Linked DNA regions of Mus musculus: region 2 is linked to region 1. Evidence: chromatin loops called from intact Hi-C (ENCODE). Cell type or tissue: heart. All regions are shown on one strand. Each heading gives the region's core, and the rest is flanking DNA. Links, peaks and the distances in the headings are about the cores only.

What was found. Hi-C counts contacts between places; a loop is a spot of excess contacts. Peaks named below come from ENCODE experiments on the same cell type or tissue, not always from the same donor. Only the 100,000 strongest peaks of a DNase experiment are listed, where the experiment ranks them.
Region 2: a loop joins it to region 1, with 5 times the contacts of the local background. A loop is called at or near these places in 3 of 42 quality-filtered maps.

What each region holds. Positions count from the first base shown.
Region 1 is chr11:12,276,458-12,284,802 of GRCm38, reverse strand. The region is part of intron 9 of Cobl (cordon-bleu WH2 repeat); the gene reads left to right. Among named protein-coding and RNA genes, the nearest start is that of Gm12002, 34 kb to the left of the region's middle. In heart, for the core only: no CTCF peak of the experiment used is centred there; no DNase peak of the experiment used is centred there.
Region 2 is chr11:12,331,405-12,339,749 of GRCm38, reverse strand. The region is part of intron 7 of Cobl (cordon-bleu WH2 repeat); the gene reads left to right. All of the region lies in intron 4 of Gm12002 (a long non-coding RNA gene), which reads right to left. Among named protein-coding and RNA genes, the nearest start is that of Gm12002, 21 kb to the right of the region's middle. In heart, for the core only: no CTCF peak of the experiment used is centred there; a DNase peak (open chromatin) is centred at 3,359; H3K27ac peaks cover 336 bases.

The sequences.
Region 1 (8,345 bases), core at 90-8,089:
TGAGAGAACAGGAAGCAGAAATGTTGTTAGTGGGTAACTCAGGGGTAATCTTAGGTAATACCACTTCAGTGGACCCTTTGAGTCTAAGGTATGTTAAGAACAGGACCATAACTGACTCCACACTTGCAGCCTCCTGAAGTATTGTGCTCAGCATCATATGGTACCAGCATTTAGTCAGTGATACCTGAGTCTCCAAAAGACCCTGGTTCTACCAGGATGTAAAGACACATGAGAAATGCGTGAATTCTGTTTGCCTGAGTCCATCACTGACACAATAGATAGAGGGAACAAATCTTAAATTCTTTGAAGATAAAGTAAGTGAATAAACACTATAGTGCGGTGACATATCTAATTTTCTTCATACATTATCAAACTTTCTTCTGTGTGTGTCCTTTAAAACAAAACAAAAAAACACAGACCAGAATTAAAAGCAACCAAATGTAATCCATGATTGTCCTAAGGATGAGTATCTCATTCCAGTTGTTAGTATTTTCCTCAATTGCTAATCTAAAAACATGCCAGGTAAAATTTGGTAATAGTGAACCATCCTTTCCTTTTAGCAAAGGAAAATGAGGAATGCCTCAAGTCCTGAGAGCTGACCTTGAAAACTTAGGTCTGGACCTCAGTATCCATGCAGGTTATTTTGGGGATTGGTAGTTTTGCTGAGGTGAGTGTTTTCTGACCAATAAAGCCAAGTTATTTTGGGCCGCCATAATTGTGTGTTAGACAGGTGGTTTGTGTATGAAACATTTAATTTACTGACTGTGTAGTCTGTTGATTTTGGATAGGGCTAGAAACAATTCTATACAAGTTTCCCCAAATGATGGGCTCAGCTGCTGATCTTGTCACCATTACAAGGAGATACACATCACCAAGCCTGCTTGAGTGGCAAGAAGGATCCGTGGGAAAATCATGGTGTGACTTTTCATGGTCTATAGGCTAACCACTCAGTGGAATTGAGCAGACTTTAGGTGGTAATTTTGCAGGATATATATGTGTTAGACAAGAACACATTATATGAGTGTAAACCTAGTTGCATACCTTTCTCCACATATTTTATGGTATATTAGTCTTTGGGGATTACCACTGAAACACAAAAGAACATCTGTCAGGGCATCTTTCAATATTCAATATATATGCTTTTATTCATTAGTACAAACCCAGGAAACAGTTTGAATAAATCATCTTCACATTTTGTGCAAGTCTGTATGTCCCAAACTTTTGGCAATGTACACAAATAAGAAGGCAAACATAATGAACTGGCAGCCTCATTGCTGGGGCTGCAGATGTGGGTGGGCATATCAGATGGGTAATCCTTAGACACCTAGGCTTTCACAGTCCTGGAGGATCCCGCCCCCAACTGCCTGCCCACATTCATATGCTGCTTTATCACATTATGGCAATGCATTTGGAGGGGATGTGTAGAATAATGAACATGTATTGTATCTGAGACCAAGATGTCAGATGTCCAAAATCTTTGACAGACCCCACTCACCTGACACCTCTAGTGGTCTGATGACTGAAGGAGAGTTTTAATCACCTACATTGTGTTAGATGAAAAGAAGAGGGAACCATAAGAAAGAATGCAGGAAGGTGATGGTCCTTGTGTTACTAGAGGGTAGAGCCAGCCTCCGTTACACCAGGGCATGTGATGGCATGCAGACCTGAGGCTACTGAGACAGCAATGAAGGAACTTTAAGAGATTCTTGAGCTAGAGCAAGAAGAATTAGCCACTTGTCTGCATGGATGCCATGGAAAACAAAAATTCAGGAAGTCACTCACTCACCTTTAGGCTCTTAGTCAAAGGGAGGGAGGGATGATATTATAATCTTGATTGATCTGGAACTTCTCAGCCCCTATACACCTGTCACTCAGGTAGCAAAAGACCACTGCAAGGCTCTGTTCAGTGTAAGGCATATGATGTGGTCTGAATCCAGTACAGGACATTGAGCACCTTGTATTATGCTGAGCAGCTTGAAAGCTTCATGCGTTTGATAGTTTTATAGATAGTAAACTTAAGAAGTCACCAGTATGAAACTAAGAAGACATAACAGTTGAAGAAATGCAATCTATGGTAAAAGAAAAGCAGCTATCACTTTATATTTTAAACGTTTTAGAAACACTAAATACAAGGTTTTGTGATAGATATATGGTGACAGTTTCATTTTTAATCTTTAACCTTCACTTTCAGTACAGCTGAAAGGGGGTGGAGGTAAGAAGATGACAGGTGACTGGTCTGACGCTGGATGGGCCTCTGGGAATCATGGGAGGTCATGTGGGTCCAGGGACTGGCGTCTCTGAGATGTTCAACATCAAAGTGGCATTGCAGGTCCCTTGTCATCTTGCCTGAGATGTGGAAGACGACTCACAGTCCTCTGAGTCTTTTGCTATGTGCCATGCAGAAGATTAGGTTTTGATGTCAAAAGTCTCAAATTGTCATCATGAATTTAATAGTGTAGCAGTAAGATGCCTTCCTCACTGGGTTAGATACCCAGACTCCAGATACACCTTGTTTTTACAGTTCCTAGGCTTGTGGTCTCAGAGGGCAGGAAGGAGTGTTTAAGGGGACACTCAAAGGTAAATAGTGTTTGTAAGAGAGTAGTTTGACTCCTTTTTCTTTTTATATTGGAAAGATACGTTTTCTTTCTAAATGGCGGTAAATGTCAAAAGGGATCATAAGCATTATTCGAACCTAGAATTTTTTTGAATGAGTGGAAATAAAATCTACCTTTTCCTAACATGTCTATCAATAAGCCAGGAGAACTCAAAGTATATGTAACAGAAAACAAAGGGGAAAGGGACTCAAGAAAAATAGCAATAAAAATTCAATTGGTGGGCATGGTGAGATGGCTCAGCAGATAAAGTTGTGTGCCCTCATGTGGGATGATCTGAGTTAGATCTCTAGAATTCATGTGATGAGTGGAGACAAGCAATCCCACAAATTATGCTCATATGCCATGAGTCATGTCGCGCGCGCACACACACACACACACGACAGATAGATAGATGATAGGTAGAGATAGATAGATACATAGATACATAGATATAGATAGATACATAGATAGATGATAGATAGTAGATGATGAATAAGATATATACATAGATGACAGATTTATATAAATATATAGATATGTGTGTGCATAGATAGATACAAAGATACATAGAAAATAAGTAATAGATAGTAGACAGATGATAGATAAATGCATAGATAGATGATAAATAGATACATAAATATGTAGATGCATAGATATGTGATACATTAGATTGGACAGATAGATAATAGATGATAGACAGATTGATGGATGGCTAGATAGATAAATAGGTGTAAAAAAAAATCTTTCACTTTTTCTAATCTTCCTGAGAACCTAAGGCACAAGGCATCAAGGACTCTGGATCAAATAGTAATTATTTCCTCAAGAAAAAACGGAAAGTGTTCAGGGCCAAGGGAGTTCTAAACTTAAGAGCAAATTTAAAAAGGCACTTATTTGTAAAACTTACTGAGTCTCTACTAGGTAAAGCCTCCAACAACAGTTTAATATAACATACAAAAATATTCTCTGCTTGACCAGTTTTATATTAAATTGAGATCACTAGTGGTAGCCCTGCAGTGCCTTATGGGCAGCTATGCAGATGTAGGCCAAATCACTAACCCTGAAGACCTAATGATGAAAGATGAAAGTGCAGGGGATGATACTTTTCATAGATTGCCTTGTCGATGTGGCAGATGCCTCACCTGCTCTGACAGACCCGAGTCACAGTCACTTCCAAATTGAGCCCCTCGGCAACTTGGCAAATCCCGAAGGTCAATTTTCTGAGGTGTTGATTAAATAAAAGTCACATGTTTTTGTACACTAGACGACTTGGAGACAGTGTTTCTATTTTGACAGTGGAAACGATGGCTTCCTTTTGTTCTTGGCAGCAGCAACTGCTCTCCACTCCCAGCCTTCCTGTTCCATTCAGAGGTGAGGCCGCAGAAGTACTTAAGAAGGACTTGAAGTGTTTTTATTAAAAAATACTTTCAAATCCTCTGCAAGCCTTGGATATATGTGACTAAAACTTGTTCAATTGAATGTAAAGGATCATTCAGCTTAGAAAATGTTAATTGCAAATATTCTAGTACGGCTCTGATTATATTTTCTTGGTGAGTTAATATAACCTTACTTGAGTTAATCCTTGCCTAAGTGAGCTTTTGTGATTCTTTTTAATATGCTTGCTGCTTTTCTGAGTCTGGCAGACTTTCTATCACACATACCCTCAAGGGTAGGAAAAATAATTTGTTAGTTGGACTTTTAAAATATTTTACCTATTTAGTTATTTTCTCTGTATGTATAGGAGTAGGGGCATGAATGCTATAGTACAGATATAAGGTCAGAGAACAAATTTGAGAGTCAGTTCTCTTTTATTCTGTGGGTTAAAAAATCAAGCTAAGGTTGTAGGGCTTCACAGTATGTGTCTTTACCTGCTGACCCATTTCTCTATCTCTGAACTTTTTGTACAATTTGCAAAATAGGAATCATGGTATCTCCACTGGAGGTGTCATACGAATTAAACAGAAGATAGATGCATGCCAGCCACAGAATGCAAAGACCCAGTTCTATGATGAGACTCTCAAATGTATGCATGTTGTCCTGATCTCTATCTCATAGTGATTAGTCAATACTCAAATACTGTAGATTACTTTTCAAGCCATAATATTACCATGAATTTAAAACAAGGAATCCTGTTTGGCTATATGCTAAAGAAAGCATGTGTCTTAGTGTGTCTCTTACTGTGATAAAATATCTTAATCAAAAGCAACTTGAGGAGAGAAGTATTTATTTCATCTCACAACTCTCAGGTCAAAGTTATCACTGAAATCTGTCAAGGCAGGAATCTGGAGGCAGAAACTATGGAAGAATACTTCTTACTGCTAGATTCTCGTGGCTTGCCCAGCCTGCCTTGTTGGGTGGCATAAGCCATGGTGAGCTGAGTCCTCCCACATCAATCATTAATCAAGAAAATTCAAGACTGACTTATATATAGGCAGTCTGACAAAGGCATTTTCTCAGCTGAGGTTCCTCTTCATAGAAAACTTAATTTGTGTCTAGTCTAGTTAACAACAACAACAACAATCCAGCAAGAACAGCATGTAAAAATAAAATGGAACCTTATTTTGATGAGGACTAAATGTAAAGACTGACCAGCAAGCCAATATAGTGATTACTGTATTTAGAAACTTAGTTACCTATGTCAATGCATGGCTTAACTCAAAAAGTCAAGCAGTCTTTCAGTGCAGTGGAATTCTGTTTTTGTTTTTGTTTGGTTTTTCGAGACGGGGTTTCTCTGCATAGCCCTGCTGGCTGTCCTGGAACTCGCTTTGTAGACCAGGCTGGCCTCGAACTCAGAAAACCACCTGCCTCTGCCTCCCAGCCCTGCTGGGATTAAAGGCGTGCGCCACCACTGCCCAGTGGTGCAGTGGGATTCTAATTAGTCTAACTCTGTTCCATGTGCAGCATCTAGGACTACTGTCTTTAAGCCTTTTGTACCAAAATAAGAATATACTGAGGTTCTTGAATGCCAAGGAAACCTACTTCCTGCCGTTGCTGCCATTCTCATGGAAACATGAGACAGCAGAGAATTACCAGACCATTTGTCCTCCATACTCTCCCTCCCCCAACCCCTTCGTACATCTCACTGTGTAGCTGCAACTGGTTGAGAACTCACTGTGTAGACCAGACTGGTGTACTCACAAAGCTCTTCCTGCCTCACAAGTGCCAGGATTAAAGGTGTGCTCCATCATGGCCAGCCAGACCACTTTTTAAATGCATAAAAGAAAGATTGATTAAAGGAAATGACTCTAAAGAAAATAAAGATACTTAAAACTTCAGAAATGGAGCAGAATTTTTAAAATATTACTTTAGAAATTCTCAGTATATTCCCCTATGCATAAAGCATAATTAAACCATTGTTAAAACAGTCAAGTGTTTATCAAAACATTTATGAAAATTACATATTCATCCATCAAAATATACACACTAAGGGGTCAGTGTGAACTTCTTTAAAAGAACACCAGTACCACAGAAACTAGTCCCAAGTATCAATAGATGGGTCTATAAAAAAGATAAAAGTTTTCTTACAGCAAAGAGGAAAAAAACAGCATAGCGTGCAGACAGTCTACAGAATGGAAGAAAATCTTTACCAGCTATACTTCAAACAAAGGGATAATATCCAGAATTCACAGAGAACTTCAGAAGTTAAATACCATGGAAACTGCCAACCAATGGATGGGTAAATGAACTGAATAGACGGTTCTAAAATATAGAGGAGGGTGAAGCAAATGACCAGTAACTATCTTTTATTGGATATTTTATTTACATTTCAAATGTTATCCTCTTTCTGGCCCTCCCCCAAAAACCTCCTATTCCATCCTCTCTCCCCCTGTTTCTATCAGGGTGTTTCCCTACCCACCAACCCACTCCTGCTTCCCCACCCTCAAATTCTCCTACACTGGGGCGTCCACCCAGCCTTCACAGGTCCAAGGGCCTCTCCTCCCACTGATGCCTGACAAGGCCATCTTCTACTACATGTGCTGCTGGAGCCATGGGTCCCTCCATGTGCACTCTTTAGTTGGTGACTTCGTCTCTGGGAGCAATTCGGGGTCTGGTTGGTTTATATTGTCATTCTTCCTATGGGGCTGAAACCCCTTCAGCTCCTTCAGTCCTTTCTCTAGCTCCTCCACTGGAGCCCCCATGCTCAGTCCAATGGTTGGCTCATCTCTGTTGTCAGGCTCTGACAGAGCCTCTCAGGAGACAGCTATATCAGGCTCCTTTCAGCCAGCACATCCACAATAGTGTCGGGGTTCGGTGACTGTATATAGGATGTATCCCCAGGTGGGGCAGTTTTTGTCCTTCAGTCTCTGTCTACAGTTGGTCTCTGTATTTGCTCCCATGAGTATTTTGTTCGCCTTTATAAGAAGGACCAGAGCACCCACACTTTGGTCTTCATTCTTTTTGAGCTTGATATGGTCTATGAATTGTATCTTGGGTATTCTGAGCTTTTGCACTAATATCCACTTATCAGTGAGTGCATACCATGTGTGTTCTTTTGTGATTGGGTTACCTCACTCAGGATAATATTTTATAGTTCCATCCATTTGCCTAAGAATTTCAAGAATTCATTCTTTTTAATAGCTGAGTAGTACTCCATTATGTAAATGTACCACATTTTCTGTATCCATTCCTCTGTTGAAGGACATCTGGGTTCTTTCCAGCTTCTGGCTATTATAAACAAGGCTACTATGAACATAGTGGAGCATGTGACCTTGTTAGATGTTGGAGAATCTTTTGGGTATATGCCCAGGATTGCCGAGAAGCACCTAAAGAAATGTTCAACATCCTCAGTCATCGGGGAAATGTAAAACAAAACAACCCTGCGATTCCACCTCACACCAGTCAGAATGGCTAAGATAAAAAAATAGACATAGTATTACTTGAGGACCAGTAAATATATTTTTTATTAGGTATTTTCTTCATTAACATTTCAAATGCTATTCCAAAAGTCCCTCATACCACCCCCCCCCACTCCCCTACTCACCCACTCCCACTTCTTGGCCCTGGCGTTCCCCTGTACTGAGGCATATAAAGTTTGCAAGACCAAGGGCCTCACCTTCCAATGATGGCCAACTAGGCCATCTTCTGCTACATATGCAGCTAGAGACACGAGCTCCGGGGACTACTGGTTAGTTCATATTGTTGTTCCACCTATAGGGTTGCAGACCCCTTTAGCTCCTTGGGTACTTTCTCTTGCTCCTCCATTGGGGCCCCTGTGATCCATCCAATACCAGTAACTATTTTTAAAAGTGATTGGGGAATTACAAATGAAAATCTATTCTGAAATACTATGTTGCTCCAGTTAGAATGACTATCTTCAACAAATCTGACAATAAATGTTTGGAAGGGATGTGGAGTGGAGAAATCTTTATTCACTGTTTTACAAGGAGGGGTGCAAATTAATACAGCCATTGTGTCTATAAGTTTGGCCGTGTCTCTCAAACTTAAAATTAGAACTACCTTGCAACCCTGCTGTTTCACTCCTGGACCGCACCAAGAACTCCATCCCCTACAACAGAAATACTTGGGTTGAGGTGCTTTATGTTTATTGTTGCTTTCGTTACTATGGCAAAGAACTGAAATCAACCTAGCTGCCCACCAACTAGATGAATCGATAATGAGAATCCAGCTCTGAAGAAAAGTGGAGTCACAAAAGACTCAGGAAAATGAATGGACATAGAATGAATAATATTACGTGAGGTCACATAACCTCAGGACAAGAAAAAAAAATAAAAACATGTTCTGCCTCATGTGCAG
Region 2 (8,345 bases), core at 147-8,146, 55 kb before region 1:
TGCACATGGATACATAAAATCTCGTAGCATATGAACAGACAGAATGATCATAGATGTTAGAACCTTAACTGAAAACACCACTGCTTCTTTGATTTAGTGGTTAGAATATTCCTGAAAATCCTAAAACTGCTGAGGGTACTTCCAAAGCAATACTTTATTGAAACTTGAAATGCCTAATTTACCATTAGACTTCAAGGGTGATCCTTTTTGTTGTTTGTTTCCTTGTTTGAGACAGGGTCTCATAGCCTAGGTTGGCCTCCAGCTCACTCAATATGTTTGGCCAGTCACGGATAGCCTTGAACTCTTGATCCTGCTGTCTCTACCTCCTGAGTTCTGATTGCTGGCATATCTCCCACCACACTCAGCTCCAGGGCTTTATGCATACTAAGCAAGAATTCTATATCCTCAGCCCTTTAAAGACTACTGCTTTTTTTTTTTAAGGAAGCAGAATTTTACTATACGTAGATGACTATTTAAGGGAGAGTTGTACTATAATAATGTATTCCTTCTAATATTCAAAGAAAGAATAAAAGGAGGATAGAATCATTAGCCTTTTTGAGTTAGAACTCAGAAAAGTGGGCAGAGTTAACAGAAAAGTTAACTACCACCACCATGGCTACTTCTGATAGCATGGCATACTGCTTTCTCTGTCATTGACACTGCCCTACAGAAAGGTCACCTGGGCTGAGATGGGCTCTGCAAGTCATGGTACTGTGGAGGCCCTGTAAATTTGGCCAACAATGCAAGAGTACCACAGGTACTGTGAGGTGGTTATTGCTGACTACTTCGTTGAATCTAGAATAACCAGAGAGGTGAACTTTGGTTCCACCTGTGGAGGCATATCTAAATTGAATTAATTGAAGTGTGAAGACCCTTCCACTCCAGTGGACACCATTTCCTAGCTGCCATCCTGTCTATATAATGGAGGCTAGGGCAACAGACACTGTGTTCATCCCTGTACTGGCTAGTTTTGTGTCAACTTGACACAGCTGGAGTTATCACAGAGAAAGGGGCTTCAGTTGAGGAAATGCCTCCATGAGATCCAACTGTAAGGCATTTTCTCAATGATCAAGGGTTTCAGGCCCCTTGTGGGTGGGACCATCTCTGGGCTGGTAGTCTTGGTTCTATAAGAGAGCAGACTGAGCAAGCCGGGGGAAGCAAGCCAGTAAGGAACATCCCTCCATGGCCTCTGCATCAACTCCTGCTTCCTGACCTGCTTAAGTTCCAGTCCTGACTTCCTTTGGTGATGAACAGCAGTGTGCAAGAGTAAGCTGAATAAACCCTTTCCTCCCCAGCTTTCTTCTTGGTCATGATGTTTGTGCAGGAATAGAAACCCTGACTAAGACAATCCCTCTCTGCTCCTGATTGTGGGATGTGAACAGCTGTGTGAAGCTCCCACTGCCTTGGCATTTCTGAAATGCATTATGTCTACCCTTGCGCAGAACAACCTTTCTCCTGTGCTGCTGCTCTCAGGTGTCTTGTCACAGCAACAGGAGCAGAAGTCAAGGTAACCACCTTCTCTTGCCAGCCTCTGTTCCCTTCCTTGATTTCTTTTAGCCCTGAACGTGTAGTCTTACAAAACAAAGTCTGTATCCTTCTTCACTAGTATCTCCGGTATATAGCTTTTAGCATACCACATAAGAAGTTTGAAGAAACACAGACCCCAAAATCCCAAGTCGATTGTTGTAGAAAGCAGAGATAGACGAATGTTTAGTACTTTCTCCTGGCTGTTGGGCAGTAAAGTTCCCTTCATTCAACTGGCCCCAGGTCTCACAAACATATTAATAGTGATTTAATAACAAGCTTTTGTGGTGTTCCAAAGACCCTTATGGCCACTATCCTATGTAGCCTAGTGGTTGTTCTATCTGTAAACAATGTACAGTTATTGTCTTCATTTTACCAATGAGGGCAATATGCTTAGAAAGAACAAATGAGGTCATAGGGTAGTTGGCATGCCAGTCAGTGATACCTTGTAGACTATCTGGTGTCTTTCTTACATATAGCCATTGGAGGTAACGCTAGTTGGGTCACAGAGATGTGTAACTGTCCTTTGAGTGGAAAACATGCTGGAGTGCTTCTGATCTATCTGCACCCTTTGCCAGTTCTTACATTGCTAAGGGGGAAGGACAATGTACATTGTACTGATGCGATAAATAGACTTCACATGACCTTGGCTGGCAGGAGATGCAGAGGGTTCAGGGATGTTTGAAATGGAGCTTACTCACCACTGACAAGGAAGGCCTGTTTGCTATGTGAGGGTCAAACTCAAGAGATGAGGAAGTTCATAAGTGCTGAAGGGAGATCGCTCTCCACATTTCACATCACTCATGAGCCCTTAAGAAACAGCTTCTTCCTGCTGTCAGTGCAATCAGCTTCCTCAGCAGCTCACTCTGTGTGTCTGAGAGATACAATTACTACCCCAACACTTGGCAGAAATAGGATAAAAATCATTTTACCTCCATATGCATCCTTTGTCAAAAACCTAACATCAATGGGCATGATGCTGGACTTTTGAGAGAGTTATGTTAAATAAATTATTGCAACTATCTTTGGCTTACTAGTTTCAAAGATATATAAGCTTAAGAATTCTGAAGCTCATATTAAACTCATATTATTTTTAAAATTATTTTTATTGGAATATTTAAATGTATACATATAATGAAAACTAACAAAAGATCAAAGGCATTAAAGAAATGAAACTAAGTGTTTGGATGTGTACAAAAACACCTTTCGAAGCATATTTAGAAGCATAACATTCTAAACCTATTACTGTATGTATAGCCAAAAACATGAGAAATATATCTAACAATGTAGCTTAAAAGTTCTGTGGTTCTGAGCTGCTGATTTTATTTACTTATTGACTCCACACAGTTTCCAACTCTGTTTATGTACTCATACAGAATGCTATGAAACGTCACAAACCTTGACAGGAATGGAGAATAAAAATAAGTAATTCTTTGGGCCTAGCCATACTATCACTGAGTTCATATTCTACAAAGAAGTGTCACTAAGTTGTAAATGTTCCACATATTAAGTGTGCCTGACTTTTAGTAAATGAGCCAAACTAGCACAAAAGTAATTATCTAGACTTGTGACAGATTTTTGTACAGACAGCCTTGTGATGGCTCCATTTACATCTATAATATGAAAATATAACACAACATTTATGGCAACCTGGAACAGCTTTGTAAAAAGTGTTGGGTCAGTGGAAGTGCAGAGATGTCTCTAGTGTTTGGGAGGCTCCCATCGATGTTCTCTGGCGATGGAGAAAGTGCGGGCAGACAGCATTGTGTTCAGCTGCATGGTGGAAGACGGGCGCTTTTCCAACACAAACATCCCTAAGAACCTGGGCGGCTCCCTTCCACTGCAGAGCCTGGGAAAACAGGCCACAGAGGAAGTTCCTTGGTGGAAACAGCAGAGCGGCCATACTGAGGGTGCGCGGTGGAAGGAAACGGCAGCTTATTTTAGCTACTGGACATCTACCTTTTGTTTATGGACCCTTTCCTCTCTGACACGTGCTGTTAAAGAAACAAATGTGGCTTTGAAAGAGATTAGATTCTTACCTATTTTTAGCCATTCTTAAAGCATGGCATTTTAGCGAGGCTCTCAGCTAAATCAAAGCAAAATGTGCAATGTCCATTTCCCAGCGGGAAACAGCTTCATGGTCAGCGGAAAAGGGAAGCGGTGCTTCGTGTTCCGGCACACTGTTCCAGGGTTCCTGTTCACCTCATTCTTTCTCACTTTGTCGTTGGTTTTGCTCATCCAGCACTCCAACAAAGAAATATGTGAAATTGGCGCTTCGTTATTACTCTTACCTTCACATCTTGCCTCTTTAGTGATTCTTCTTTTTTTTTTTTTAAATTATGTGTACATGTGTGGAGGATGAGGTTGTATATATGAGTTCAGATTCCTATAGGGTCCAAAAGATGCCATCAGGTCCCCTGAAACTGGAAGTACAGGTAGATGCTCCATGGGCTTTTGGAATTGAACTCCAGTCCTCTGCAAGAATTAGACTTGTTTGTAATCACTGAGCATCTCTCCATTTCCCTTGCTTCTTTACATCTACATATTATCCTGATTTTTTTCAGCTATCTTGATAATCATTATTAGGAAAAGTGAGTGTAAGAACACAAATCTGGATTTAAAACTTGCAGTATGAAACACCCTACTTCCTTTCTTGGAGGCATGATCTGTTTCAGAAGCTGATCCTAAGCACTGAGTTACCCGGTTTTTACTTTTTAATCTTAAACTTACGTTCTGGAGGGGAGGCCCTTGGTCCTCTGAAGGCTTGATGCCCCGGTGTAGAGGAATAATGCTAGGGCAGTGAGGCAAGAGTGAGTAGATGGGTGGGGGCGCACCCTCACAGAAGCAGGCTAAAGGGCGATGGGATAGGGGGTTTGCTGAGAGGAACCGGGAAAGGGGATAACATTTGAAATGTAAAAAATAAAATAAAACATACTCATCAACTATATGCAGTATATATAGTGAATTGTAGTTTAAATATAGGTCTATTCACAAAATTCACATGCATGCTGACAATCCATATTTTGATTTTAATGAAGCCTTTATAAAATATTTGCATGTGTAAATTCAGTTAATGGTGAAAAAGCTAATATCTTTATTTATAAAGGAGGAGGCTGTGAAAATAAAATCTTCTGTTCTGAACTCAGTAGTCTCTGCTCAGGGTTTGAAGTAGTTAAATGACCTTCATGTTTTCAGACTTTTGATTTATGCACCAACCAAGCTCATGTAATTTTAATGTCTGTGGCATGTTTCCTTTTTATACCTAACAAACTGAAGAGGGAGCCTAGAAAACTCAAAAAGATATTTGAGAAGAATATACCTGACAAGGAATTAGCATTTAGAATATTTAGATAATTTACAATTCAGCAACAACAGAGTAACAATAAAACAATTGCAATGGAACTGATAGACTTGTTTCAAAGAAAATATACAGAGGAACAGCAAGTTCATGGACAGCTGTTCTGTAGCACTAACATTAGGAACAGGAGAATCAGTAAAGCCTCAGCATGAACTCACACTTACTGGGAGGACAATGATAAAAAAACAGAAAGGAGAGAACAAAATGCCAAACATGTAGATAAATTGGAACTCTTGTGTGCATTTAGTGAAAATGTGAAATACCCTAGTGACTTTGGCAGTGCTTCTCAACCTGTGGGAAGTGACAACCTTTTCACAGGAGTCATATATTAGGTATCATGCATATCAGATATTTACAATTCATGACAGTAGCAAAATTACAGCTGTGAAGTAGCAAAAAAACCTAATTTTATGGCTGAGGTCACATAACTGAAAGGGCAGCAGAATTAGGAAGGTTGAGAACCACTGTTCTGTGGTGAAGTGTGTCAATTACTCAAAACATCAAAAACTGTGTCTTAAAATTATCTTTCTAGTATTTAACCAAGAAAAGTACAAAGCAAGGATCCAAGAAAATATTTCCATACTCACTATACTCACTGTAGACAACAGATTCAGTGACCCATTGGTAGATGAATGAGCAAAGACACTGTACCTGTATTGTGGATTTTTTTAGTTTATAATGGGAATAATTCTGATACCTGACTGGACATGGATGAACATTGAGGACATTATGCTAATTTAAATAGCCAGTAACTAAGAGACAGATACTATGTTATATCATTTATAGAAGATGCCCAGAAAGTAAGTGGTGACTGTTGTATATTGGGAGAGAGAAGGGTGGGTGAGTCTTGCAAGGTGAAAAGAGTTCTGAGTAGTAACTGCTCTGCTGTTCATGTTGAAACCATTAGGATAGTGACTATGTGATTTTATTTCAGTTAAAGTCAATGATTTCACCACTTTCTGGATAAGATATAATCTAAAGAATAATTCTTTTACTTAAACATAGGAAATACACATTCCAGTGAATAAACTTAGGTTCATTTTTGTCTACCTTTCCTTTTCTTTCTATATGTTGTTCCATTTGTCAGCATGCCTTTGATACATTCTTGGAGAAATGTAGGCTTTAAAAGGCTGTTATTTTCCTCCTAGTTTTTGTACTTCCAGATTTAGTGCATTCTCTCTCTCTCTCTCTCTCTCTGTCTCTCTCTCTCTCTGTCTCTCTGTCTCTCTCTCTCTCTCTGTCTCTCTCTCTCTCTCTCTCTCTCTCTCTCTGTGTGTGTGTATGTGTGTGTGTGTGTGTGTGTGTGTGTGTGTGTGTTGCATTGTTTTGCCAAAACCTAGTGCAACAGGAAACATGAAAGCATGTTGTGTGTCTTTGCTGAGGTGGCTGCAATGAATTAGCAGTAGCAGCAGAGACTGTAAAGATATCTTGGTACATAAAAGTCTATGCTCTGCAGATGTCAGGATCTGAACTTAAATTTCCAGTACCCACATAGAAGCTGAGCACATGGCATTGATATCTGTAATCACAGCACTCCTTTGGAGGACACAGGGGTAGAGACAGGAGAATTTCCAAAAGCTAGAGGACAAGCTAACCTGGCTTGTATAATAGAAAAACCACAGAGAGACCTTGTCTTAAACAAGGTGGAGTGCTAGCATTAACATGTAAGGTTATCTTCCAACATCTCCACATATATTGTGATATTTGCAAACCCATATTCATATACATAAATTCACATACACACATTATATGTACATGTATCACATACATATGTGCATGTACTTACACATATACACACACAGTGACATGTTGAAATCAAGTCATAGTTCAGAAGTACTCTTCTTTCTCATCTATTTTTATAATATTGGGCAGGTTATTCAAAAGGACTTAATAATCGACACTCTTGACTTTTATTTCCATGAAGTAAAATAGCCTGTGCGCATGAAGAAGAGCTTTTGAAGAGCTAATGTGTTTATTAAGACATGTAAGAGTGCTTAAGTATTAGAAAGTATTTTCACATATGTAAATCATGACATAAAGACTTTATGCCAAGGTCTTACCCTGGAGACCTCCTAAACAATCCTAGACTTGTGGACCCACTACAGACCTACTACAGTTTGCTTGATCTGAATGGAATGTAGAAATTAAAGAAGTATGGTATTATCCGTAGTATACTTGCTAAACCAAGTTAACAAAAGGGAATAAAAATGTTAAATACAAGAGCCACATTAAGGCAAATGAGGGAGGAGCAAGTGAAGGAGGATAACTGATAACTCAGTACTTGTTCCACCCACACTCAAAATTACACTGTTAGCAGATGAAAGCTGTCGTTAAAAGGGAGTGATTGTCAGATCAGGTTAGAATACATCATGAGGGCCATGGTTTGAATAAGAAGATGCAATTAATCAAAAAGGAAACAGAGAAATCACATAAACACCAAATGATAGACAGCTGTCAAAGTTTGTGGCTAGCAGAGAAATAGGCTTTAAGAGAGAATGGCCAAGGGTGAGAGTGGACAAGGCTTGGGTATACCCACAGTGGCCATGGCTGCCTCTGGAAATTCCACGCTTCACAGCTCAAGAACTCACTGAGTTGGTCAGAATGCAAGCAGGAAAACAGCTCTCCCAGAAGTTTCTCCTGGGTTTAAGGCTGACAGATAAAATTGTAAGGAAAGCTGGCAGCCTGCCAAATGCTTATGTTTATGAAGTTGGCTGTGGGCCACAGCGAATCACATGGTCTATTCTCTGCCAGCTTTAGTGAACTTCTGATGGTTGAAAGGATTCTGTACTCATTCCTGGATTATACATGCTTTCTTAAGCAGACCCCAGAAAACTAAGAAGTGTCCCTAGAAATATGTTGACATTAAGATAGGGAAGCTTTTCCAGAGAATCTTAAAATTATCTCTTTCCCATGTTCCAAATATCATTAGAAACAAAGTAGGGATCAGAGGTCAGACTTGGGAGGATCAGGATTCCATATATCTTATGGGCATAAGGTAAATCTCATTCTATATTATATAATCAGAAAGGAAAATGGTTTTCAATTATTGTGATAAAACACTCTATGCAAGACGACCTATGAAGGAAAGCATTTAATTTGAGTCATGTGATTTTAGGCGTTAGACTCAGAGAGAGGAACAGAGGCATGGAGGCAGGAACAGCTGAGAGCTTACAGTGATCCACAAGTAGAAAGCAGAGAAAGAGAGAGCCCGGGAATGAAGTATCTTTTGAAAGTTCAGTATCCATCCCTGGTGACACACGTCCAACAAGATCACACATCCCAATCATTTCCTAACAGGTCTGCCAATCTGGGACAAGTATTCAAATGTATGAGCCTATGGAGGACATTCTCGTCCAAGCACCACAGTGGGCCTTTGTAAAGAGCCATAGCTGCAGTGCAATTATGAGGACATGAATTTTTTCATGTCCAGAAGACACTATTTCTCTGCAGTCCTGCCTAACAT